Linked DNA regions of Homo sapiens: region 1 is linked to region 2. A link is a loop called in an ENCODE intact Hi-C map of the cell type or tissue named here. Cell type or tissue: sigmoid colon. All regions are shown on one strand. Links, peaks and the distances in the headings refer to the core of each region. The heading gives the core; the rest is flanking DNA. Region 1 has its middle 100 kb from the start of LINC00867. Region 2 has its middle 46 kb from the start of EMX2.

Region 1 (12,732 bases), core at 2,446-10,445, 960 kb after region 2:
TATCAAAGACTATTGGGATCTTGTCAAAGAACTCAAGAGCCAACATGAAGATATGCCCACTGGCCAAACACGGAACAATTTGAGTACCAATAAGGATAATAGATGTAATAAATTAAAACACATAAAATATACTTAAATTCATGAATTATGATGCAAAAATAATAAATGGAAAGAAAAAAGATACAAGGAAGAAACCTAAAGATGAAAAAAGACTTAATGGACATATCAATGCATGCCCTTATTTGAATCCTAATTCAAACAAAAAAAAACTTTAAAAAGATCACATTTATAACATTTATGAGAAAAGTTACATTTTAAGCACTTGATATTTCATTATATTACAAAATTATTTTTCATAATCTTCAGTGTGATGATAGTATTATGGTTATGCTTTCTCTTATGGTCTTATCTCTTATAATTATGATGCCTGGGATTTGTTTAAAAACAGTACAGGAAGCCCAAACGTAGTGGCACATCTCAGCACTTTGAGAGGCCAAGGCAGGAGGATCACTTGAGCCCAGGTGATCGAGGCTGTAGTGAGCTATGATCATGCCACTGCACTCCAGACTGGGTGACAGAGTGAGACCCTGTCTCAAAAAAAACAAAACAAACAAACAAAAAAAAACCCAACAAACAAAAATAGTACAGGAGAAGAAATGAGGATGCACAGAGTCTTATTATTCTATTGTGTATATTTTTATACATTTTCGAAGTTTTCTATAATAAAATTTTTTTTATTTACATCAGGATAAAAGACATAAATTAGGAATGTCCCAAGCAAACCAAGCTGCATTTGGCCTATGGAAAAGAGGTGATAGATTTATGGGCCAGACAGTTACAGGGACTCAGAGAAGTAGAAGGATAATTGGGTCACACTCCAAAAGGTGTCCAGTATGATTACATTCTGATTGTTTGGTAATTTGGATGTTATTAGCGCATCTATTTTTCTTTTTATTTTTACCTGCCTCAATCTGTGTTTAATTCAAGTAACAACAATTTCTTATTTGAGAAGTTCTACCATGTGCTTTTTTTTTGTTAAATCTAGCTCAGTTTCTCCAAAAGAGCCTCTAGCAAACAGGCCACTAAGATTTGGCAGCTTTATTGTTGAATGCATTCAATTATCATTTTTAAAGTCTAGCACCACATTCCTTTAATGATTTAGGACCTTGCATGGTTTTAAATGTCTCCCAAAGCTTTCATTGTAAATTGTGTTCAACATCAAAGGAGGTAAGTGATGCCCAGATGCTGTTTACCGCCTGTGAAATTCTCAGCACTAAATGGGACGAGTATCCCTTGACAGATTCAGAATTAGAGCTGGATAGAAAGAAATAACCTTCATTTTTGGATGCTAATCCCAAACCTAGCACTGGGTAGGAAAAACCACACACAAAAATCTTTTTTAAAATGGACCTTCTGCAATGGACCTCTGCTTTTATTTCGAGTTCCATCAAGAAGCACAGTGACAATTCTGAAGTCCACAGGGGCAAAGAGGTCCCCTGAGGCTACAACTGATTTAGGGTTTCTATTACTGGATTTCAATGGCATTTGTTTAAACTGGGCCCCTACACCAGAACCTTAGAAAAGTCCTCCTTATCCTTTATAAGCTCCTTTAAAACAAAATCAAAACTAAAGTATCTGGACATCCTCTGCTGTTTTCTTTGCAATGTCCTGCTGGGAGATGTTGTTCGTATGCCAGGTGCCACGCCTGATGCTTCTCCTCACATACTTTGATGTTGGGATATTCGTGTAATTCATAAGGGGGGTTATTCTAAAGAAATATCCCTTATGCTTTCAGGACATATTTTTAAAAGGAAAAACAAAAAAAAGCAACTTCCACTTACCCCAAACCACCATGAAACGTTTGCTAGCTTTGTGTCTTTCTGGCTGGTTGGTTACTTTTCAACCCAAATCCCTACTATGGCCTATCCAGTATAGTAGGGTTTCCTATTGAAAACTCTGTCATTTTCGTAGTAGAATTTTAAATAGGCCAATAGTAGGGTTTCATGTTGAAAATTCTGCATTGCATGGTGAAAATTCTCCATTGCATGGTGGCAGAGAGATCCCTACCCTTCTCCTCTCATGCTAAAATTCATTCCCGTCCCACTGGACACACTTGTCTGTCTGTCCCCAGATGTTTACCAAGGACCAATCACGTTCCAGAACAGTTTTGGCCTCTGGGGAACAAGTTGCACAGCCACGGGCCTCCTTTCTTTTCTCCTAAAAGGCTTCGGGTGGTGCAGGCTAATCTGCAGTGTTGAAGTCGTTCCTGTGTTTCTTTCTTTGTGACCTGGGTTGCTGGATAACACTGCAGTTAAGAATGTGGGCCCTGGGGCCAGGCTGCCTGACTTTGGGTTCTGGCTTTGGGATCTCAGACAAGTCACTGAGATCGGCTCTGCCTCAGTGGACTCATCTGTAGGGTGGGGATACTAAAGTTCCTACCTCCTGGGGTGAGTGTGAGAACAAATCAACACACAGAAATAAATTTGTTGTGAAAATAAATCAATCCACATAAAAGCGCTGAGAAAGTGATAAATGTTCCGGACAAGTCAGCAATTTGCTATGGAAGCAGAAGACACAGCCATCGGCTCCCAGGCGGCCAGTGACTCTCAGGCCTCCCCATAATGTATCCCTCTCTTCTCTCCTCCCCTTTGCAGCCCCCTAACCCTTCTATTGTCATTCTCACCTTCTTCCCTGGTCTACTATTTTCTTTTACTTTCCGATCATTCACTTCTCTTCAACAACCCAAAAAAGAGCATACACTCTAATCGCGTAGCTTGCTTTTTAAAATAATTTCTGTTGAACATAACCTGAGAGTGTTTCCTCTCACATACAGGGCATGAGACTTTCTGGCCTCTCTCTTCTCTCCTTCTAAAGAGGAAGGCTTTCTTCTGCTCAGCCCCTTGTCTTGCTTTTGCTGAGATGAGGCCAGGGATGGAGTCGCAGGGCTGAGAGCAGGAGACTCTCTCTGTGCCAGGGAGGGCTGAGTTTTGGCTGGAAAACAGCCCCTGAGGGGGGTGGGGAGAAGGGAGCCAAAGGGACAAGAGAGGCTTTGGGGAACTGGTGTGGGGCTGGAGTTTTGAAATTAAAAAGGGAGAAAAATAATTTGGGGTACTTCAGAGAGAGAGGAATAGAGGCTATTTTAGAAGTTTGGCTGCGTGTGTGTGTGTGTGTGTGTGTGTGTGTGTGTGTGTGTGTGTGTGCAATTTCCCCTCTATTGCCTTTCAAGAAAGAGTGCTTCAAGGATGTACACATTACCACCAGGGCTTTCAAAATTGATTCGTGTTTCTTTTGGATTCTGTGAGCAGGAAGGCCCAAATGTATTCGGGTTACAATTACAATAGGAGCTAGCACTCACTGAGCACCCACTGTATCCCAGGTACCAGGCTGGGGGCCTCATTAGGCAAAGTCTCTCATCCTCAGAGACACTGTGCAAAGAAGGTAAGCTGATTCCTTTTTTACTGGAATTTAGTTCCAGTGAAGTTAAACAAAGTCACCTTGCACCACCCAGCTAATGAGAGACAGAGTTGGGATTTGAACCCAAGTCTGTCTGATTCCAATGCCTGGAGTCTTTCCACCACTTCACTGGATCTGAGCATAAGCCTTTAGAGTGTATGTTTAAAATGTTCTGTTTATTATTATTACTACTTTTTAAAATTTCAGTGGCATGTCTAATGTAATACCATGTGCATTCTAGAATGTGTTGTCCTTAGCACCTTTGAAGTCAGATACCATCTCACGGTTAGTGGATGCTGCTGGTCATATGGTTATTAGAGTTTCATATCAAAACTTCCTATCCAGGTGTCAGAATGAGACTCAAAGAAATTGATAATTTTTCAAATATTTTATTGCGTGTGTACATACTGCCAGAGAAAGAAGGGCTCTAAGGAGACTGTTTAAGATTTTAGTGCAGCTACTCAAAAATAAGTACATAATGTTTTTTGATTTCTCAGAGGCCTAAAAGAATAGTAAACAAATCGTGCAGCCAGCATTTTAGAGCGTACTACCTGGGAAAAGCATTGTTTGTTCATAGCAAATATGTAACCACAAAACACATTAAAATGCAGGAAAATCATCTGACCAAACAAAATAACGATAAATCAGCTTGAAACTTGTTGCCATCACAGGATATTAAATACGCTCATCTAGGAAAGAAGATGCATTAGTCACCGACCGAACTGTGCACATAATTAAAGGGGTGGCCACACTATGATATATAGGTTGGATCTTCTAATTACTTAGCTGTAGCAATTAGGATTTTCTTTGTATTACACTTCTTCAGGCCAAAGATGCCTTCTATCGCTCGGGCCAGATTTAGGAGAGCAAATTCTGGCTTCCATCCCATTCCCCATTGCCATCCCCCAGCTGAAGCTGTTCTAAACTGGAGATCTTAAAGGCAAGTCCAATGCTGTGAGGAGGAGATGAGAGGAGAGTCACTGTGATGACCGCACTTGATGTCTCCTGGAAAGACCACTTTGCTTGGGGTCTCTTCTCCATTTCAGGAGGCCTGTAGCCTTGGAGACGTGGAGTTCTGTTTTCATCGAATACAGTAGCTCCCAGACATTACTAGAGAAAGATCAGAAGGGGCAGGAGCTAAATAGAAATATATATCACATTTTTTAAACCTGAGTAGTCCATAACAGTATTATTTTTTACAAAGGCTTTAGGAGGCCATTGCAGCAGGAACAGGAAGGGGAGCACATCTATTATTTATCTAATGCATTCCATGTGCAGGAACTCTGCTGGAGTCAAAATGGCAGGGTTCAAATCATGGCTCAGACACTTACAAGCTGTGTGGCATCAGGAGACTTACTTAAACTCTCTGAACTTCAGTTTTCCTATCTGTAAAATGGGACTAACTAGATTATCTACCTCAAAGAGTTTTAAAGATTAAAGAAGATAAAACTTTAAAGCAAGCACTTAGCATAGCTGTCAATCACTTAGCAAGGCACTCAATGCATGAATTATTTGTAGTGTATTTAATATTTTCAACTCTGTGAATCATTGACTCAAATTGACAGCAAATATTTGAGTACCTATTGACTGACCCAGAAGGCCATATTCTTTTTATTACCCTTTCTTTCCCTCCCAGGACATAAACCATAAACTCCTAGGCACAGGAAAGCCATTTATTATGTTGAATAAGAAAAATTCAACTTTTTGAAGTGTCAAAGCCTTGGATTTAAGCTAGGGTAAATCAGTTTTCAGATATTACAGAGCTCTGGAGAACACACACCCAAATGTCGGCAGAGCAGAGCCATGTGGCTGAAGCTCCTCGCATCAAAGCAGCCTGCTGGGTTACACCGAGATGGTTACATGAAAGCTTGGTGGTGTTTTCCAAAGATTCTGTTTAGGGCCTGGGAAGAGAGGATAGACCCTCACTTTAATTCTGCAAACACTGGTGAGTTATGCCATGTGCCCAAATCTGTGCTGGTGTCTGGGACCCGTGCTGTCTGTTCTCAGTAGCCTTGGCATGAACATTCAAACACTTTTTGGCCATGCCAGTGACAAGAGTAAGAGCCTCTGAGAGAAAGAGTAGCTGATGTTGCTTGGTGACATCTAGGGAGGCATCCCAGAGGAGGGGACATCTGAGCTACTGTTTGCCATGAAAATAAAGATGGAAGAATTTCATGGGGAACCAAAGAAACCCTGTAATAAGTTTTGAACTAAATAACAGAAGTCATAATCACAGCTACTGCGGATGTAGTCAAACTCAAACTTTTTTTTTTATGTGAAGGATCTTATCTTTTACTGTTCTGAACGACTTCCCCAGTGTGAAGGGATCTCTTTCAATGAGGTTCAGTTAAATCAAGACAGGACAGTGGCCTCCAAGGCATCTCGAACTAGGGAGAATGCCTAACACGCATTCCACAAAACATGCTGAATGGAAGGCATGCGCCCACAGAAGGTTCAGCTCCTCCTTTCTTCTACCTAGCCTGACAGGAACAACTACATTATACCTTGGTTTGTTTCCCTTGGCAAAGAGAATTACAAAATGTGATGTCCTTTCTATTTGTGAACAAATCAGTACTCCAGAAGATCATGCTGTTTGCGTTGGCAATATAAGCAAAAGTGGACAGGTTGTCACCAAATAACTTCCGTGGCCATGAAATACCCACCCATCAACTTGCCCTCCAATAAATAGGATCTTTTATCAGTAGAAACGAAATAGTGTTGCCAGCTAGAAAATAGCCCAGTTGGAAGTATGACCTTATATCATTTGGTGAGTCACCTGGCTTTGCACTGAAGTGTTTGAGATCCTGCTACGTGGTTGGAGTGTTGTTTGCTTGTTTATTTTTCCTTTTTAAATTTCATTAAACAGCATTTACTTGTGACAAAAGTCAAAGGTTTGATTGCAACAATCAGGAAGTGAGCTCCTCTTTCGGTGTGCTGGGGGAAAATACTTCAACTGAGACAAGACCAGCAGCAAACGTCATCCTGAGAAGCAGCTGAAAAACATCTCTCCCAAAAAACGTTTGTCCCAGCTCAATACACTGAACGTGCGGTGGTCAGAACTGATGAGGGCTTCTGTCGTCCTCTGCCCAGGAAAGCCAGTGGGACTCTCGTGCTCATTCTGCCCTCTGGTGGCTTCTTTTGTAAAATGCATCGGGACGGCTGTATTCTAAGCAGAGATGACTTTCTTCTTCATATGATTTCATGTGATTCTTATCTACAATTACAAAGCCCAACTATCTTCTGACCCATAGACCTCAGATTCAGTTTACTAATCAAATTAACTAAAATCCTGACATGTATTTAATTAAACACGCAATGAGGGTTAAAAATGTAGTCAATGGTCAGCTTTAAGCCAGCTTGGGTGAGCTGCAGATGAATTGTATTAATGAATGAATTCACCTGGTGAGTGAAACCCACTATACGATGTGCTCAAATCCTTAAACACTGAAAGATCAGTGAATTTAATTCATCAGACAACAAATTCGTTTTTTAGTAGATTATTGACATGCTGAGGCTAAAATCTATATAACTAAGAATAACAAAATTCATTTGAACAAGAATTAAGAAGCATGACTTGCTTATAAAGATACGTTAATTAAATCAGTATTGGCACAAGAATAGACAAAGCTCAGAAACAAACCCACATATGCATGGAAACTTGATATAGGAGAGATGGATATTTTAAATCAGAGCAGAAGGCCCTCACTCAGGATAAGTGGTACTGGAGAAACTGATTATTCTTCTGTGCAAAAATAAATTTAGATCATACGTCAAAGTACAGAATAATAATAATATATCTCAAATGTAATATAGGCCTCAGTTTGAAAACCCAAACTTAGAAGTTTACAACAAAAAAGGAGACTATCTATAAATAGGATGCAAAAATGCCTAGAAAAAAGCAATAACGGATGTATACAATTATCCTGTATACAACTTTTGTAAAAGTCACCTTAAACAGTGTCAGCAGAAGATATTTGCAGCACAAATGTCCAATGAAATCTTAGTATCCAGGCTATATAAAGATTTCCTAGAAATCTATTTTTTAAAGGCAAATAACCCAATAGAACACAAGAGAAAAAAGCACAAGCAGGCAATTCGTAGAAGAGAGAGCCCAAATGGCCAGTATATTGCACGATTTATGAGGAATGAAGGAAATGCAGATCAAAATCTTGATGAGACAGTATTCAGCTCCCAACATATCATTCATTAAAAAAATCTGGCAATAACAGATCCAGATGAAAACAAGGATGTGGAGAAAGTGGAAAATTTTTGAATTGGCACAATCACTATTTAATATTTAACAACTAATTAATAATGAATAACTAATTAATTGAAATTTAATAATAACTAGTGTGTATTAAATCAATATGTAATACATAATGAACATCTAGGTAATGTCTATGAAGCTGATAACACACATTCTGTACAGCCAAGCTCTTCCAGCTCTAGAGAATTTTTTGCATATGTGCACCAGGAGACATGCTGGCAATAATGGGATTGATGGGCCATTGTGGTACAATCAGCCTCAGGTACCCCAGAGCACCAGTCGTACTTCTGGCAGAGCTCAGCATGGTGGTTACAAGCATGGGCTTTGGGGGTCACACAGACCTGGGGGCTCTTACACTTTGTAGCTATCCAGCAATAGCACCGTTTCTCTGGGCCCTAGTTTGCTCATTTGTCGGTGAGGATAGTGAGGTCTCTGTCCCAAAATTATTGGGAAATTTAAATGGCAGAGCTATTTGTATGGCTATAAAGTATCTTTGCACAGTGCCTGGCACAGATGAATGGTTGCTATTGTTTTCATTATCGTTATTATAATTATCCTCACTGGGCATTCATACTAATTTATGACTCAGGAGAAATAATCTTTTCTGACTAGGAAGACAGTTATCAAGAAAGAATGTCCAATGATATATTCTTAGGATAGCAAGATTGGTAGTCAGAGTGTTCAAATGGTGAAATAACCAGAGGTGTGTAAACAGTTTCACCATTCATTGGATTATAAACCAAAGTCTCACCAGCCCCAAGTCATCATTCTCCCAGAACAATTATGGTTGGCCCCCTCTCACTGGCAGTAGAGACTGGTAGGACATGGTAACTCATCAGACTCTCTCACTCAACTTGACACCCTTGGTTCTGGTCATCAATAACGTACCCGCACTGAGTTTGTGAGGTGTCCCATTTTTCACTAAAGACCCTACATTTTCTGATGCCCAACCCCTAACCCAGCCAAGAGGAAGACCAAGAAGTCAGATTTATCTAATGAAGTAGGCTGGCTTGGCATGTGCCTACAGGATTGAGACCTGAAGGATGAAAGCCATATTTAAAAAAAAAAGCTCAAAGCCCTCGTAGGATGTGAAAGCCGCCACACAGAAATAGCATAACGAACTGTACTTTACACTCTAAAGAATTTTCCCTTCAGAACTCATAAATGTATTTATATAAGAAATGGCAAATTAAAGAACCCTTTCACCTGTCTTCACCAGAAAGTTTCATAGGACATAAACTGAGCTAATCAGATTTTATGTGAGATACTTTCTCCAGGTCTCCAAAATGTTCACTATCCCCTTTAAATTATGGTTAAGGGAATTTCAAAATGGAAACATCCAAATAAAATTGATGAGTTTAGCTTTCATGAGGAATTAATCCTTAGCTTGGGTAATGATCAATGGGTGCTAAGACCTATAAATTTCATAACTTTGTCCTTGATATAGTTATTTTTCTTCCTTAAAACCTAAAAATACATCTTCCCTTCCAGCAAGATAGAGACACAAGATGTCCCTGTGGATGAAAGGTGCTCAAGACAGCTATCCCTCTACAAAGACTCTCTAATGCACTGTTGGCCATTGTTCCTGAAATTCATTTGCGGGACAGTTGGTGGAGTAGGTTGTAAGAGCAGATTGATGAAAAGAATGTAGAATTTGACATGGCATGCCAAATGTAAGAGGGAAATGCCTGACAAGCAAAGAAATCAGTACCAAGTCAAATAACTTTACATATATGCAAATGGGCTGGAATTGTGCCTGTCAGCCATCACTTTGTGGCCTGAATGCTGAAAGGTATTCAGAACCATAGACAAGACTGGGTGAACCTGAACAAATTTAATTCTTCAACAGCCCTGGACAATGCTCACAGCAGCCAGTATCCACATTCCCCCAGGGTCTGGGCTGTGCCAACCTCCACTGCTCTCTGGGTCGGGCTGCAGGGACTCTTCAACACTTATTTGTTCATGCATTTATGCTGCAGTTACTAAGAAAGCATCTTCTACATGCAAACAACAGGTAGGGTACCTGCCATAAGATGCTTTGGCTTAAGAAGGAAGGGAATTTTCGGGACAACTTCAGAGTCTACTTTGAGTTCTTTGATCGTCCCTCTTTCTAGCCAGATGAATTTATCTGTCTGCTCTCCCATCTGTTAGTACCAAGTTGCCCAGTCCCTAACATGACATCCTGCATATTATAGCCTTAGTGTTCATGTCCCCCACAGTTCACATACTGAAATCCTCACCCTCAAGGTGATGGCATTAGGAGGTGAGACCTTTGGGATGGGATTAGGTCATGAGGGTGGGGCTCTCATGAATGGGATTAGTGTCCTTATCAAAGAGGCCTGAGAGACCCCTCACTCCTTCTACCACGTGAGCACGCAGCAAAAAGGTGCAGGCTGTGAGCCAGACCCTCACCAGACACCAGATACAAAGTCTGCTGGCACCTTGACCTTGAACTTCCCACGTCCAGAGCTGTGAGAAGTAAATGACTGTTTATAAGCCACCCAGTCTATGGTACTTTGCTATAGCAGCCCGAACATATTGCCCTACCAGGGAGCACGCTGGGATAATCCGGGGACTTCCACAAAGGATCGTCACCCCTCTCCTGATGACCCACGCCTTTCCCTGACTTCCAGGCTCCATCCAGAATCCTGCCTGCTTTACTGCCCAGCAGATGCCCGTAGATTTCTTAATTCTGCTGCTGCCAAACTGGCACCTGTTGTCTACAAACCTTTCTCCGTCCCACTCTGGGCATCATGTTCAGAGTCCTTTCCTGCCAGTATAGGTGGAGTTTTCTGGAAGCTGCTGCTGTGATGGAGTTTGGGCTGCAAGATGTTTATAGGGGATCCACACATGTGGAATGAAGGAAGAATTTGGGATTGGGCAGAGGGAGAAGACTGCCAATATGGCACAGAGCTCTAGATGAATGTGGCCTGTCAGAGTTGTCCCCTGTTGAGGCAAAATGGCCAGGGCTTCATCCTCCAGCCTCGCTCAATCATGGGATGTGGGTTCCTCTAAGGGAGGGTGTGACCTTGGGCAAGGTGGCTGTCCACAGCTGAGGAGGTTGCCTGCTGTTCCCACTCCCCATTTGGGGTTCTGGGGGTGGGTGTCTTCAAGTCTCACACCTATTGTCTTCAGTACAGACCCCTGCTGGCTTTGACCTCACAAATCTGCCTGCCTAGGGTTCCAATCTGCTTCTGTCATTGTTCATAGACTCTCTTGACTTCTGGCATAGAAGACAACTCAGCTTCCTAAAACTTATGATTGTCACATTAATGCCTGGGAGACACAGATACTGGGAAGCTCTGCTGTCAACCCCACTGCCCAGATGTGGTCCAGTTACACGTCCCCCCTCACATATGCCCCTAACCCCCCAACTATCCCATCCTCGGAACAGTCCTGCCTGCACTATGGGTCTGTTTCTCACTGAAAAAAAGAAAAAGGAGATGGGAAGACAGAGATCACTTCCAGGGCAGGAAGCCAAGTTGGACTCATCTAAATGCATGGTTACAACCACACGGCAGACCTATTGTGGGGTTGTATTAGTCCATTCTCACACTGCTATAAAGAACTTCCCAGAGACTGGGTAACTTATAAAGGAAAGAGATCTAATTGACTCTGCAAGTCTGGGGAAGCCTCAGGAAACTTACAGTCATGGCGGAAGGGGAAGCAGACACCTTCTTTACAAGGTGGCAGAGAGAGAAGAGAAAGCAAAGGGGAAGAGCACCCTATAAAACTATCAGATTAGCTGGGCATGGTGGCTCACGCCTGTAATCCTAGCACTTTAGGAGGCCGAGACAGGTGGATTGCCTGAGTTCAGGAGTTTGAGACCAGTCTGATCAACATGGCAAAATACTATCTCTACTAAAAATACAAAAATTAGCCAGGCGTGATGGCGGGTGCCTGTAATTCCAGCTACTAGGGAGGCTGAGGCAGGAGAATTGCTTGAACCTGGGAGGCAGAAGTTGCAGTGAGCTGAGATGGTGCACTGCACTCCAGCCTGGGCAACAGAGTAAGACTCTGTCTCAAAAAAAAAAAAACCACACACACTAGCAAACAAACAAAACCATCAGATCTCGTGAGCAGTCACTCACTATCATGAGAACAGCATGGGGGAAACCACCCCATGATCCAATCACCTCCCTCCCTCGACACTGGGGATTACAGGTCCCTCCCTCAATGCGTGAGAATTACAAATTAAGGTGAGATTTGGGTGGGGACACAGAGTCAAACCATATCAGGAGTAAACAGCGAGAGAAAGAGAATTGGGTTCTATGTGCCAATATCTGCAAGATGGTTTTAACTCCTTGTGAATGATGCCAAAAGAAACCATTTTAGCTAGGACATTCAGGGGGCCTGGGATCTATTTTAAGCTGTAGAGGCCATGGAAAATCATTTGAAGGCTAGTTTCTTGAGTGTTCGGTAAATCCTTACTGGAGTAAGAACTGCTCTTCCTCAAATATCATTCGTATTTCTCAGCTAGGAACTAACCCTCAGGCGGAGATGCTTTAACTCTGCCAGCTTTTCTCTTTCCCCTCAGATTGCTGTCCTCTGGTTCCACCATGACTTGCATTATTTCTACCTTTGCACATAGACAATTTTCCCAGCCTCAATTTTCCTCCCTGCCTTAAAAGAAAGAAAGAAGAAAAAAAGGAAAGGAAAGAAAGAGAGAGAGAGAAAGAGAAAGAAGGAGGAAAGGAGGGAAGGAGGAAGGAAGGAAGGAAGGAAGGAAGGAAGGAAGGAAGGAAGGAAGGAAGGAAAGGGAGGAAGGAAGGAAGGAAAAAATCACCTCCCCCTGAGAACCTTCTTTGATTAGCATCTCCTAACCCTGATTATGAGTTGACTCTGTTTGTTTCCAGGAATAGGTCTAATGGCATTGTATAAGATTTCAAAGGATTGCACAAACTATTATTTTTATTGCATTAGTTCCTTTTTTAAATCAATTAAGCAGCAAATAAGACTGGAGGACGTTTTAGTGCCATTAGGGATAGTTTAGGTTGTTGCTTTTTGCTTTT
Region 2 (12,732 bases), core at 2,798-10,797:
TTGGGTCATTATCACCAAACTTCTCAGGCTGTTGAATTGGGCCATTTATGTCTGCTTTTGTTTTATTTTAGTTTGGACGGAAGCCCAAGCATCACTGAGCAAAGTCAGTATCCTCCTATACCTTGCTACTTATTCTAAGTGTGTTTCATGGACCAGCAAAATGGACCTCATCTAGGAGCTTGTTGGAAATGCAGAATCTCAGCCCGACTTACGGAATCAGAATCTACATGTCAACAAGATCCCCAGGGGCTGTGTGTGCACATCAAAGTGTGAGAGTTTTCTGCCCTAGTGCCACTGCTTTAAGAACTACAGCTTGGTCATCTCTAGAAGAAAATCTAGCATTTGTGAGTTGCCACTTCTCCTGCACTCCAAAATGCACGTCCCAGCCCCTGACCCATTAGAATGAGGTTGTCCAGGGATGTACGGTGCTCTTGCTCCTTCTGGCCATCTCATCTCCCCTCTCCTTTTCTGAAGCTCTTTCACTGGTCAGCAACCCGGCCCTTCTTTGCCATTATGAGAGAAACTTCTCTGCTGTTTGCTGATCGAACTGATAATTTGTTTTCTTGAAAAGCGTGTTTTAATTCAAGGGAGTTGTTGTTAAGGCAAGTCTGTCTGCTGTGAGTTTTATCTCCTCTCTGTTGCTTCCTGGCAGTGCCACCCAGGGTCCTGGCATGCATCTTCTGGAACCCAAAGGGCAAACAACACCCTTAGACTTCCACACAATCCCCGGCTTCTCCTCCACATCTTTCCTCAGCTATCCAGCTGTGCAGAGCTGGCACACGGGCATGCCCTGCCTTCATTCTTCCCAGCTCATACCTGCTCTGGAGAGAATACACACATACGTCAATGACAACACATAAAATCCAATGACAGCCCAAGAACTCCTAAATCTTCCAAATTGCCATCTGCACTTCCTCTCTCTTTATATCCTGGCATGCCTGAGCTGACCTGCCCCCCAGATCCAGTCCCAGCAGCTGTAATCATGTGTCTGCGTCTTCCAGCTGCTTTGGGAAATGCTGGGGCTCCAGGTACCAGCGTCTTCCTGGCTGCACCTCTCCAGAGTTGGATACAGCTAAGGAGTTAGGGTCCCTGGGGATTGGGAACAGAGGACAGGGCCTAGAGCACTCCCAGACTCAAGTGTCCCTTGGCTTTCCACGTGGAAAACCAAGAAATGACTAAATCCAGTGAATTAGCCACAGGAATCCCACTGCAGGAAAAAAGAGAATTCCCAGTTAGAAGAGTTGTGGCAATGGGACAGTGCCTCCTTTCCAAGCAGCTGTATGCTAAATAAGGAAACTCCAAAGAAAGGTTACAATTTTCCTTGAGCATCTGGAAATTAGGTTCTGTTCTCAGGTTCAAGTTAAAAACAGTGGTTGGAATTCTGGTATCAACTTTGCCAGATAAGGGGGAATTGGGGGAGCGCCTCGGTGGTGACGTGACATCCTGGCTGGTCTCTGTGCCTCAGTATTGATGAAGGATTTTGGGAGACAAAGGCTCCAGGACAGCCCATTTGCTCATTACAGGTGCAAAGAGGCCAATACTTGGCCTCCAACCCTTTTTTTTTAACTCTAGGAGAAGCAAAGCCATTTAATAACTCATTTCATAATGAAGAACGAATCATTTTTAAAAGCTTTCCACCTCTTTTACCAACTGACCCTATAATTAGACAAAGCATTCATTTCCTTTTTACTGCTGGCTCCCCAAAGCAAGATCTAATGGTCAGGGGCTATCAGGAAACAGATGCACACTCAAATTAGGATGCTTTAAGGAGTCCCTTAAAATAAATGTGTATCCTGCCCACACCTGCCTTGACTAAGGTGTGGGCAGGGTATACAGAAACTGAAAGGGCTGGTGCAATATCCTGGAGCTGGGATCTCAGTTCAGGGCTCTTACCATCCCTGGGCCTAAAGGGCAGACAGGAGAGAGTTACCGAATCTGGAAGGAGACAGTCAAGCAGAGAGGTGGCATTGACAGGAGCTGGGATCTTCAGCTGAGGCATGCAGCCAGCCTGAGATGACCCTGTGAGAACAGAGACAGAGGAATAAATATGCCAGCTTCACTGACCTAGTCTATCAGAGACCCCATTGACCAGACCCAGCCCAGAGCCAGAGGGGGTGCAGCCTATTACTGTAGGACAGACAGGCCAGTCTCGTGGGGTAGAGAGCGGCATGGAGAGGGGCAAAGGGTGGATCTGGAGAGGCTGAGAGGAGCCACCTGGGACTGGAGCTGCTCTTACATTCCCTCTGCACCCCGCCTGATGCATTCCTTCTTAAAACTGCTGCCGTGCAAACATCTTGTCATTTTGCTCTGGAGCACCCATTTGTGGTTGTCACTATTATATATTGCCTGGATCTGTCTTCTGCCAAGCCAGCTTGCAAGCCCTTAGAGACAGAGATTGTGTCTCTCTTGGATTTACCCACCACCCTGGGGTACATATGTTCCAAGTCTCCTTTGGCTTTCTACATGGAAAACCAACCAAGAAATGAATAAATCCAGTGAATTAGCCACAGGAATCCCACGACGGCAGGACAAAAGAGAATTATCAGCTGGGAGAGTTGTGGCAAAGAGAGAGTGCCTCCTTCCCAAGCAGCACAATGTGTATGCAAAACATGTGGACAAGTGCATGTGTGTGTGCTTGCTCATCAGTGAGGAGAGGCCATGTGACGTTGCAAGTAACAAGCACCCGATCTCAGCAGCGTTGTACAATAAATGTTTTCTTTTGTTCACATTACCTGTCCATTAAGGGTCAGCATGGAGTGGTGTCATAGTTTGGGACCCATGATGGCTTCGTCTCAACACACACATCCCCAGTACAACAGAAGAGAGAGTATGAAGTGAATTACTCACTGGCCCAATGTGTCCCTTCTGTACACATTTGATGGGCCAAAGTGGGCTTGTGGCCATGCCTAACTTTCACAGTCAGGGAAGGAAAAGCCTCACACACTCAGAAAGCAGAGAACTAGAAACATTTGGTGAACAGTCTCCCAAAGTGGCTGAGGTTGGTCTCTACCAGGGAGCCATGGAGGAATGAATAATTTTGAATTAAATGGAACAGTGGGTGTCAATAAAAATTAAACGAATAAACAAATCTATGCCTTTTGACATAGTAGTTCAAATCAGTCAACTCAGCAACAGAAAAAACATGAGCAAATCAAGTACCCAGGAATTATAGAAATCAAATGATTTGTAAGACACAGACTAGTTTATACTACAAGACCCCATGTCTTGCTGGTTTTAGCATAGCCTATGTTGTTTGACATGAATTGTGCCTGGGATGTGGATTCTTCATTGGGGGAGAGTCGAATTCTCCCCCAATTCAATTATGTTATGGTTTTCCAGATTCTCATGTCCTTGGCTATTCTTTAAGACTCAGACAGATTGATAAAGATCTGCTCATTGATCCTGATGCCCTCTGTGGCTCAGCTCCAAAGAGGACATAGCCGCTGCCACACCTGCTTCCCTGCCTTTTGTGGGACATCCCCATGCATGGCACTGTGTACTACCCCCAGGCATCAGGTTATAAAATTGCCCTATCCTGAGCCCCTCCCAAATCCCTGGACCTTACAGGAAATCACCTCACCTCAAAAGTAGAAAAGGGTGAAAAAAACATTTTCAGATCTGGGCAATCACTTTGTTGAAAAAAATTGAAACCAAGTTTTCAGGATTATTTTCAAAAGCAGAAAAGCATGTTCACTCATCTTCAGAAATTGTCCATACCTAAAAACTGTTTAGGTAGTGATGCAGGTTGGCTGAGTTATCATCAAATTGCCTCAGCCACTTGGCTTCCCAAAGAAATTGCCTTGAAAAATCATGAAGAGACTGTGACAAAAGATGTAAGAGATGGCAATATTTTTTTAAAAAACAAGATCAAAAAACTACGATATCTCTTCTCTGTTCCCTCCTATTTTTAAGTAATCTTTTGCACATCATGAACCCTGAAAGCAAATGCTAATACTGCTTCCTCAGAGTAAATTGTCAAAGTAATTTTGATGGCTGGACTTAGGCAGGTGGTTGTTTTATTTACAATGCCAAACCAGATATCCTGGGATAAACACTAATTCATGAGATCTCTAAGCACTTTTGTGTGCCTAGAAGAGAAACATGAAAATGACCCTGTGACTGAAAATGTGCATGGTCTCAATGAGAAAGTTATTGTCGCAGTAATCTTACAAGCCTATAAAAGTTGGGTGGCTAGCAGGGTCCTTCCCTGTCTTCTGAGGGGTCTGGGTCAATTCAGCTCTGGGACCTTCTTAAGGGCCCTTTTGAAGTCCTGTCATCTTCAGTTTTTTTAGCAACTCACATTCTGATATGACCTGCCAGGGAGAGGGTGAAAATGATCAGCAATGGCAACTTCCACTATTATAATTCATTTTCCTGATGGTAAAACTAGGACATGCTCATTGCAGAGAATTTGGAAAGTATGAAATAAAAAGAAGAAAATAAAAGGTAACCATATTTTCCCACCCACTGATAATCACCATCAACTTTCTGATGTCCTTCTCTTCCTTTTTAAGCTTCAGTTTTCCGGGTCTTGATTTTTAAACTATTTCAATCATGCGTTCATCCTTATTTATTGAGAGCATACTATTGTTCTGTTCCCGTCATCAGTGATGTAGCGATAGAATAAATAAAGTCCTGTTCTCATGGAGATGAAATAATATCAGAGACAGTTACTAAAATTCAGAGGGCAGAAAGACCACGGGAAAATCTTCAAACACTTGGAAGTTAAACAGCATACTTCTAAATAATTCATGGGTCAAAGAAGGAGTCTCAAAGGGAATTAAAAACACATAGAACTCTAAGGTGCAGCTAAAGCAGTGCTGAGAGGAAAATTTATAATACTAAATGCTAACATTAGAAGAGGAAACATCTGAAATCAATAATCAAAGTTCTCACTTCATAAAACTAGAAAAATAAGAAGAAAATTATGCCCAAAGCAAGCAGAAGAAAGGAAATAAAAATAAGAGCAGAAATAGATTGAAAATAGGAAGATAATAGAGAAAAATCAATAAAACAAAAAGATTGTTCTTCAAAAAAAACCAATAAAATTTATACATCTCTAGCAAGACTGACAAAAATAAAAAGAGAGAAGACATATTACCACAATCTCAGAGTTGAGACAGAGGATATCACTACAAATCCTGCAGTTGCTAAAAATATGATGAGCAGATGCTTTGAACAACTTTACGCTCATAAATTCAACAACTTAAAAGAAACGGACCAATTCTGTAAATACTGCAACCTATCAAAACCCAACCCAGATGAAACAGACAATCTGAATAGCTCAAAAACTATGAAAGAAATGGACTTTGTAATTTAAAAAGCTTCAGAGATGGTTTTTCTGGAGAATTCTTAAAAAAAAAACACGAATTTTACACCATGTTATTCAGAAACTAGAAGAGAAGGGAATACTTCCCAATTCATTTTATGAAGCTAGTTTAACCTTGATTCCAAAGCCAGATAAAGATTGCACAAGAAAAGAAAATCACAGACCAGTGTCTCTCATGAACTTAGATGCAAAAATCCTCAACACAATATTAGCAAATCAAATCCAGAGATGAATACACATACCTAGGGAGGTAGGGGTGACTTAACAAAATGAGCTAAGACTTCACACTTAGACAGACTTAGTTTCAATTACCAGTTTCCCATGCGATACAATAACTCTCTGAACCTCAGTTTACCTATCTGTAATACAGGGGCAACACACATATTTTAGGATTGGTTCATGTATCTAGTAAATGAAATTATATGTCTAAAAAAAGCCAACGGAAGTTATATTATTTTGTCATGTTTCTTTCTTCTTCTTCTTCTTTTTTTTTTTTGTTGATAGAGATGGGGTTTTGCCATGTTGGCCAGGCTGGTCTCGAACTCCTGAGCTCAAGTGATCCACTGCCTTGGCTTCCCAAAGGGGATTACAGGTGTGAGCCACCACACCCACCAGGTTTTCTCTTATGGAGGAACTAAATGTTACAGCAATACCTGGTATTTTGTTATGGCAGACAAAGGTGACTAATATAGTCATGGCCCTTAAACGTGGCCCATGAGACCCTGCACCTTCTGGCCTCCCCTCTTTCTGATCAGTACCATGACCTTTCCTCGTGGCCCTCTCCCCCCAGCACCGCAGGCCTCCTTGGTATTCTCTGAATGACATGAGCGCATTCCTACCCCAGGGCCTTTGCACTCCCAGCCAGCCTCACTCTTCCTCCATGGAAATTTCCCTCATTTCCTTCAAGCTTTTGTTCAAAAAGCTTCAGCCTTCTCAATGAGGCTGACCCTGAAAACTCTTTACAACTCACCTTTCCCCATCGAGCACTTCAACCCCCCCTTACATGTTCTACTAAAAAAAAAAAACTTCCCACATATTGGTCACTTCCTAACATATGGTATCATGTATTTGTGATATTGTCTATTGCCTGTCACCCTCTGAAAAATGATAAGCTCCAGAAAATCAGGTATACGGGTCTCTGTTTTGTTCACTAAATCATTCCAAGTGCCTAGGACTCTGGCTGACACATATTTCCTGCTCCAGAAATATCTCTTGGCTGAGTGAATGAACCTCTTCCCCCAGCGAGCGAGCCTGTCGGCCGAGGAGACCACGCCATACCAGGATTTTCCAGCAGGTGGCAGCCGACGCACGCCAGAGACAGCTGGGCGCCTACACTTTGAACTCAAGGTTCTTCCAATTAAGTGCAAGATAAGGAGCTTGGAGACTCATCGCGTTTGGCTTACTCCTGACGCAGACTTGCACTGGAGGTTGTGTGGAGGGGATGAGCCGGTGAGCTGATAAAGCCTTTATCTAATACGGGAGACTGTTTACCCACAATTCAGGGGTAAAAAAATGTAAACAGCTGTTGAGAAGAAAGGTCAGAGTCCTCCCACGGTGGGGAAAAGGGGCAGAAGAAAGCCTGTGGCCACGGATTGGCGTCACTCCTGCAGATGGAAAAGTGACATTGGACAACTACTCAGGGAAAAAGGTGAGCCCCTAACACACCGCTGGGGTCGTGGACGTTTCTAGTCTTACTTTTTTTTTTTTTGAGACTTTTTTGAGTTTTGCTCTTGCTGCCCAGGCTGGAGTGCAGTGGTCTGATGTTGGCTCACTGCAACCTCTGCCTCCCGGGTTCAAGCGATTCTCCTGCCTCAGCCTCCTGAGTAGCTGGGATTATAGGCGCCTGCCACCACACTCAGCTAATTTTTTGTATTTTTAGTAGAGAGGGGGTTTCACCATGTTGGCCAGGCTGGTCTTGAACTGCTGACCTCAGGTGATCCACCCGCCTTGGCCTCCCAAAGTGTTGGGATTACAGGCGTGAGCCACCACGCCCGGCCTAGTCTTACTCTTGACACACCAGAAGATGCTTTGTTATGAAACCTTGAATCTTCCTGTGGGCTCCTGCCAAGCTGCCCTCCTCCCGGGTGCTTCTGTTATCCATCCAGTCATGGAATTGAGTTGCAGTGGTAAGGAGCCCTTTAAAAGCCAAGTGCAAGGTGAACCTGCCTTCCATCAAATTCAGCGTTTAAGTGTGTCCGTTTAGCAGGAGGCTCTGAGGCAGAAATTGCTTGAGAATCTGAGTCTACAGGCCCAGAACAATCCATGCCAGCTGATCAACCTAGTAACTACCACAGTGACTACAAGAGCTAGCATTTATTGAGTGCTTCCTGTGTACCAGGCATGTGCTGGATACGTTTACCTGCACTATCTCATTCATTCTCAGTGCAGAGTTCTGAAGTTCACCCTCTTCTCATCCCCAACTCACAGATGACACAAGAGAGGTTGTCACTAGCCCAAGGACCCAGTTCGGTGCTCCGAAGCTCACCCTCACCCCTGGAGGGGAGGAATCTGTGAGTTGTGCCCTGGTGACCTGATAGACCTCAGAGAACATCTAGTCCACCGCTCCGTGTTGACAGATGGGGGAGCTGAGGCCCAGAGAGGGGAAGGGACTGGCCAAGTTTACACAGAAGCCTGCCCAGTCCCTGTTCAGAAAGAGCAACCCAGTGCGCCTTTAACATTCCCAACCAATGTCAGGAGGTCAAGCACAGGCTTTTATTATTTATTTCTTTGTTTATTTAGAGACAGGGTCTCTCTCTGTTGCCCAGGCTGGAGTGCAGTGATACGACCATAGCTCACTGCAGCCTCGAACCCCTGGACTCAAGCAATCCTCCCTCCTCAGCACTCCCCACCCCCAGTAGCTGGAACTATAGGCATGTGCATCACCGTGTTGTCTTGCTCTGTTGCCCAGGCTGGTCTCGAACTCCTGAGCTCAAGTGATCTTCTCACCTCGACCTCCCAAAGCGCTGGGATTACAGGTGTGAGCCACCATGCCCGGCCAGTCACAGGCTTTTAGTTTGCTTTCCTCAGATTCCTCATTTGCTTCAGTCCTTGCTGGCACTGAACACTTTTGCATAAGAGCTTGTGAAAATAACACCACCTCTCTTATTTTAGGAGTTTTATCAACTAGCAGACTGTTCAGCTGGAATCACTGGCCTCTCATAATGTGAATTCTGGTTTCTGTGGTTATTAGCTGGTGACTTTGGTCAAGCTGGTTTGTTCATTGGTAAAATGGAGGTAGTGGTATATATTCATGAAAGGCTAGATTCTAAGCCAGTGCTGTCCCATGCAAATGTAATGGTAGCCACATACGTAATTTTAAATTTTCTAATAGCCACATCAAAAAAAAAAAAAAAAAAAAAAGGTAAAGGGCGAACCAAAGCACACGCCATGATTAATTTTCATAAATTGTTTCATTGAATGCAATAGCTTCCAAATACCATCATTTCAACATCTAGTCAATATCCAGTTGTTCATGGGATACTTTGTTTCATTTTCACATGAAGTTTTCAAGATGGGGTGTGTGTTTTGCACTTACAGCACATCTCAATTTGGATTGGCCACGTGGCAAGGGGCTGCCCTGTGGGACAGGACTGTTTTCGGCCTCCGTAGCATTTTGAGCACGTAGCTCTGTGCTTTAGGAGGATCTTTGTATCTACACCTTGTCTGTAGAGGGTCATCATTTGGGACCCTAACGGAACAGAGATGGCCTTCTTCTTGGCCTAATAAGTCCCCAGTACTCCCCTGTCATCAGCAGGCCTCTGGGCTGCCTTTGAAAACCTTCCCTTCCCGGATAGGTTTCCTCCAACACCACAGACAGGTCTTTCCCATTCTCTGCAAATATTCACGTCCATTTTGTCCTTGATGTGGTGGAAGTGTTCTTAACAACTGCACAGCAGACTGAGATACGGTGAGAGAGAGGAATGCAGAGGATATGGGGCGATGGGGGAGGTGGAGAGATCGCATCCTCCCTCAGGATGGGCTTGGTATTGTGGCAACCTGGGGCTCAGGGCTCTGGTCACTGTGGAATGTTGTCTTTGCTTGCCAGCTTAGAGCCTCACCTTGCCGCACCCAGCTCAACTCTGTGGCCTCAGTGGAAACACCCTCATTACAGGAGTGCCCCACCTCCGCGACCGCGACTTATATTTGATAATAAGCAGGTGTAAGGGGGGCAATTGTGCATGGGCAGTGCTCAGAGAAACATGAAAAGGCTCAAACCATGCTTCACCCTCAGGGGCCTGGGCTGGGAGATGGGAGCCAGCGTCTGCTTGGGTTCTCCTGACAGCAGTGGTCACTGGGGCTCATGGAGAGTGACAAATGCAGGTGGGGTAGCTCAGACACAGGGCTCTGGGCTCTCCAGTGGGTCTGGGGGTGGCAGAGGCCCCTCTAACTCTCCCGTCACTCCCAGCTCCCAGGCAGTTCCATCCTTTTTATTTTTTCTGGAAGGCAGAGGTTGATGGCAAGAGCTCTGCATTCAGCCTGCCTTTGTTCACATTCCAGCTCTGCCACATCCTGTGTGGCTTTGGTGAGTGACCCAACCTCTCTCTGCATTGGTGTCCTCCTCTATGAGTGGGGTGGTAACTCCTTCTCCGGGTTTTCTGAGGAATAAATGAGGCAATAAACAGGAGACTCAGCATCAGACCAGGGTATCATTATTATATTTTACAGGGAGAGACCTGGTTCCCAGTACTTTGGCTTGTCCAGAATAGAGGCATCTTTTTTTCCCCAATCAATGTTATAGTTAAAAAATACAATATGAATAAAATCTATGCTGATAGAGAACAATCTCCGAGATGTACTCTGAAGTGAAAAAAGCAAAGTGCAGAATAGTGTACAATATAGGCCAACGTGGAGCATGGATGTGTGACCTGTGTTTGGGATGGCACAAAAGTTACTGGTAATGGGTGACTGGGAAGGGGAGCCGGGGACAGCGGTGCGAGAGAGCTTGACTTTTCATTCTCTAGCCCCTTGTAATATTCCCATTTTACCAGGAGTATGTATTCCTGCTTTTTTTTTTTCATTTTGAACGTGAATTAATTTTTTCAGTAAAAAAAAAAACTAATTCAAATATCCTTCCCTACCCCCACCAATGATAAATGGTCATTGTAAAAAATTTCCCAGTTCTGAAGAGAGAGCCTGAAAATGCTGTACCATTTCATTGCTGGGTGTTAGAGGATCCAGGGTCCCTGCCTGGGAAGTTGGTTTGCTCCGAAATTCGTTTTCCATGTATCACCACTTAAGCATCTGTCAGGGTTTAACTTGGGCGAGAGGAAAGCACCCAGCAAACACAGCACCACAGCATTTCTCTCTCACACGTGCACGCATGCACACACACACACAACCTAAGGACTACACATGCAACCCTCAACAACCAAACCACTTCATACCCACATACTAACAAATGAGCCACTTCACCTATCCACATCCAATCCCAAAAGCCCTTTACACCTACAAACGCACAACGCCCACCCCAACAACCAAGCACTCCACACACCACAACAACCTTTACACACATGCACCCAATGACCAAAGTACTTTACACATGCAACCCAGAAATCAGAAGGGCTTCACACATCTGCCCAATAAGCAAAGCACTTAATATACACACGCACAGAGCTTTACACACATACACACCCCAACCAAAGGGTCCACACACATACTCCAACACCCAAAACACTTCGCACACACACCCACATGCACACCCAAACAGCTTTACTCCTTCAACCAAAGTGCATCATACACAGTCCCCAACAACCAAAATATTTTACCCCCATGCACCCCGACAGCCAAAGCTCTCCTTACAGACCCCCCTTCAAAAGCCCCAAAGTGCTTCAATTGGTTTGATGCAGCGGCAGATACTTGAACACCAAGACATTAGAATGCAACTTTCTTTTCAGATTAATGAGCAGAAAAAGATTGGAGGAGGGAGGGAGTGAGAATGGCGGGAGAGAGCAATTACACCCAAATCTTTTCTCTGTTGATTAGGGATTCCTTCTCTAGCCTGCTTTGGCTCCAGCTAAATCTTTTTCTAATGAGATGTGGCTTATCCAGATCAAGGCGCTGAGAAAAAAAGTTGCAATTAACTTTAAGAAGAAAAAGAGTGAGTGAGAAAAGGAAGGAAGAGTGGAGGGGGCGGCCAGGGGTTGAGGATGGGGGCAGGGCCAGGGGCCTGGGCGGGCAGGCTGGGAGGAGCCCAGGGTCTGGAGCAGGCTCCCAGCAGGTGGAGAGGCGCAGGCCCGGCTGTGGTTCTGGAGTTTAGGGAACGGCCCTGTGATGCCTCTGCCAACCTGAGTCAGGCCTCGTGGCCACTTCAGGCTCAAATCAAGGTTTGGGAATGGCGAGTGCCCTCGGGTTTGGGCTTTCCCGGCTCTGCACCCCCATCCCTGGCAATGGCCTCTCTCCCTTCTGTCTGCCTGCCCTCTGGAGGACATGGGCCCTCCACTGTCCACCCAGAACCTCAGGTGGTGTCCGGTCAGCACTGACTCTGCTCTTGGGAGCTGGTGGGTTCAGCAGTCCTCCAGCGGCCAGGAGCCATGGGCTTGACATGTGCCTCAGCACTGATGGCTGCTGCTGAGGTCCCCCTGACTTGCCCCACTCTTTCCATCTGGGAGTAAGGTCTTGAGTTATTTTCATGTGAGCCACTTAGAAGGGTGGACAGGGCCTAGGACTGAAGGAGACACTTCATGTCGAGATGCTAAAAACACCTCAAGATCCTAGAACTGACACAGATTGACCTTTCTGTGCTTCTCTCTGGATAAAATCAAGCTAGACCTAGCTACAGCTGATGAATGGTCACTTCCTCTCTCTGATGCTCAGTTTCTTCACCTGTTCGGAAAACTAAAGAAGTGGGGCAGTGGATCTCCAGAGTCTCTGCCAACCTGACACCCCCAGATTCAACAGAAGGCACAGACGCAGACTCCACGTGTCCTGATTTGAGTACTCATGGTTCCCTCCCCGACTCCCAAGCTCTGCTTGGCACATTCGTGGGACACTTACACCTTCCTGAAAGTTGTTATCTGTGCAGAGATTGGTTTTTGCCCTATTTGGCAAGAAATATCCAGCAATGCCTGAAGGCAGCTTTCACAAATCTTGAGGTCTCTAACCTGGCGCTTGTGGTGGGGTCTCGGCTAATAACTCAACATCTGTATGCCAGCCGAGCTGGGGACCCTGAGCCTGGATCAGATGGAGTTAGAATGGGTGGGGTGGATGGCGGGGGGTGCAGGAGTGGGCTGCAGTCTCCCTTCTCTTTGGTCACACACAGACACACACAGCCAGGTATGCAGAAGGGGTCTGGGCAGATTGTTTAAAGCTGAAGTCCTTTATTTTCCTACTGACAGCATTTCCTTTTCCCATTCTATGGATCTCCCAGTGCAAATTAAAAGGGATTTTGATGGCACGCTGGTGAC

The links. Hi-C counts contacts between places; a loop is a spot of excess contacts. Peaks named below come from ENCODE experiments on the same cell type or tissue, not always from the same donor. Only the 100,000 strongest peaks of a DNase experiment are listed, where the experiment ranks them.
Region 1: a loop joins it to region 2, with 16 times the contacts of the local background. A loop is called at or near these places in 51 of 110 quality-filtered maps.

The regions. Positions count from the first base shown.
Region 1 is chr10:118,453,207-118,465,938 of GRCh38, forward strand. No RefSeq gene overlaps it. Among named protein-coding and RNA genes, the nearest start is that of LINC00867, 100 kb to the left of the region's middle. In sigmoid colon, for the core only: CTCF peaks have their summits at 6,585 (motif pointing left) and 6,787; a DNase peak (open chromatin) is centred at 6,555; H3K27ac peaks cover 960 bases; H3K27me3 peaks cover 1,161 bases.
Region 2 is chr10:117,490,091-117,502,822 of GRCh38, forward strand. It overlaps EMX2OS. Among named protein-coding and RNA genes, the nearest start is that of EMX2, 46 kb to the right of the region's middle. In sigmoid colon, for the core only: a CTCF peak has its summit at 6,622 (motif pointing right); a DNase peak (open chromatin) is centred at 6,651.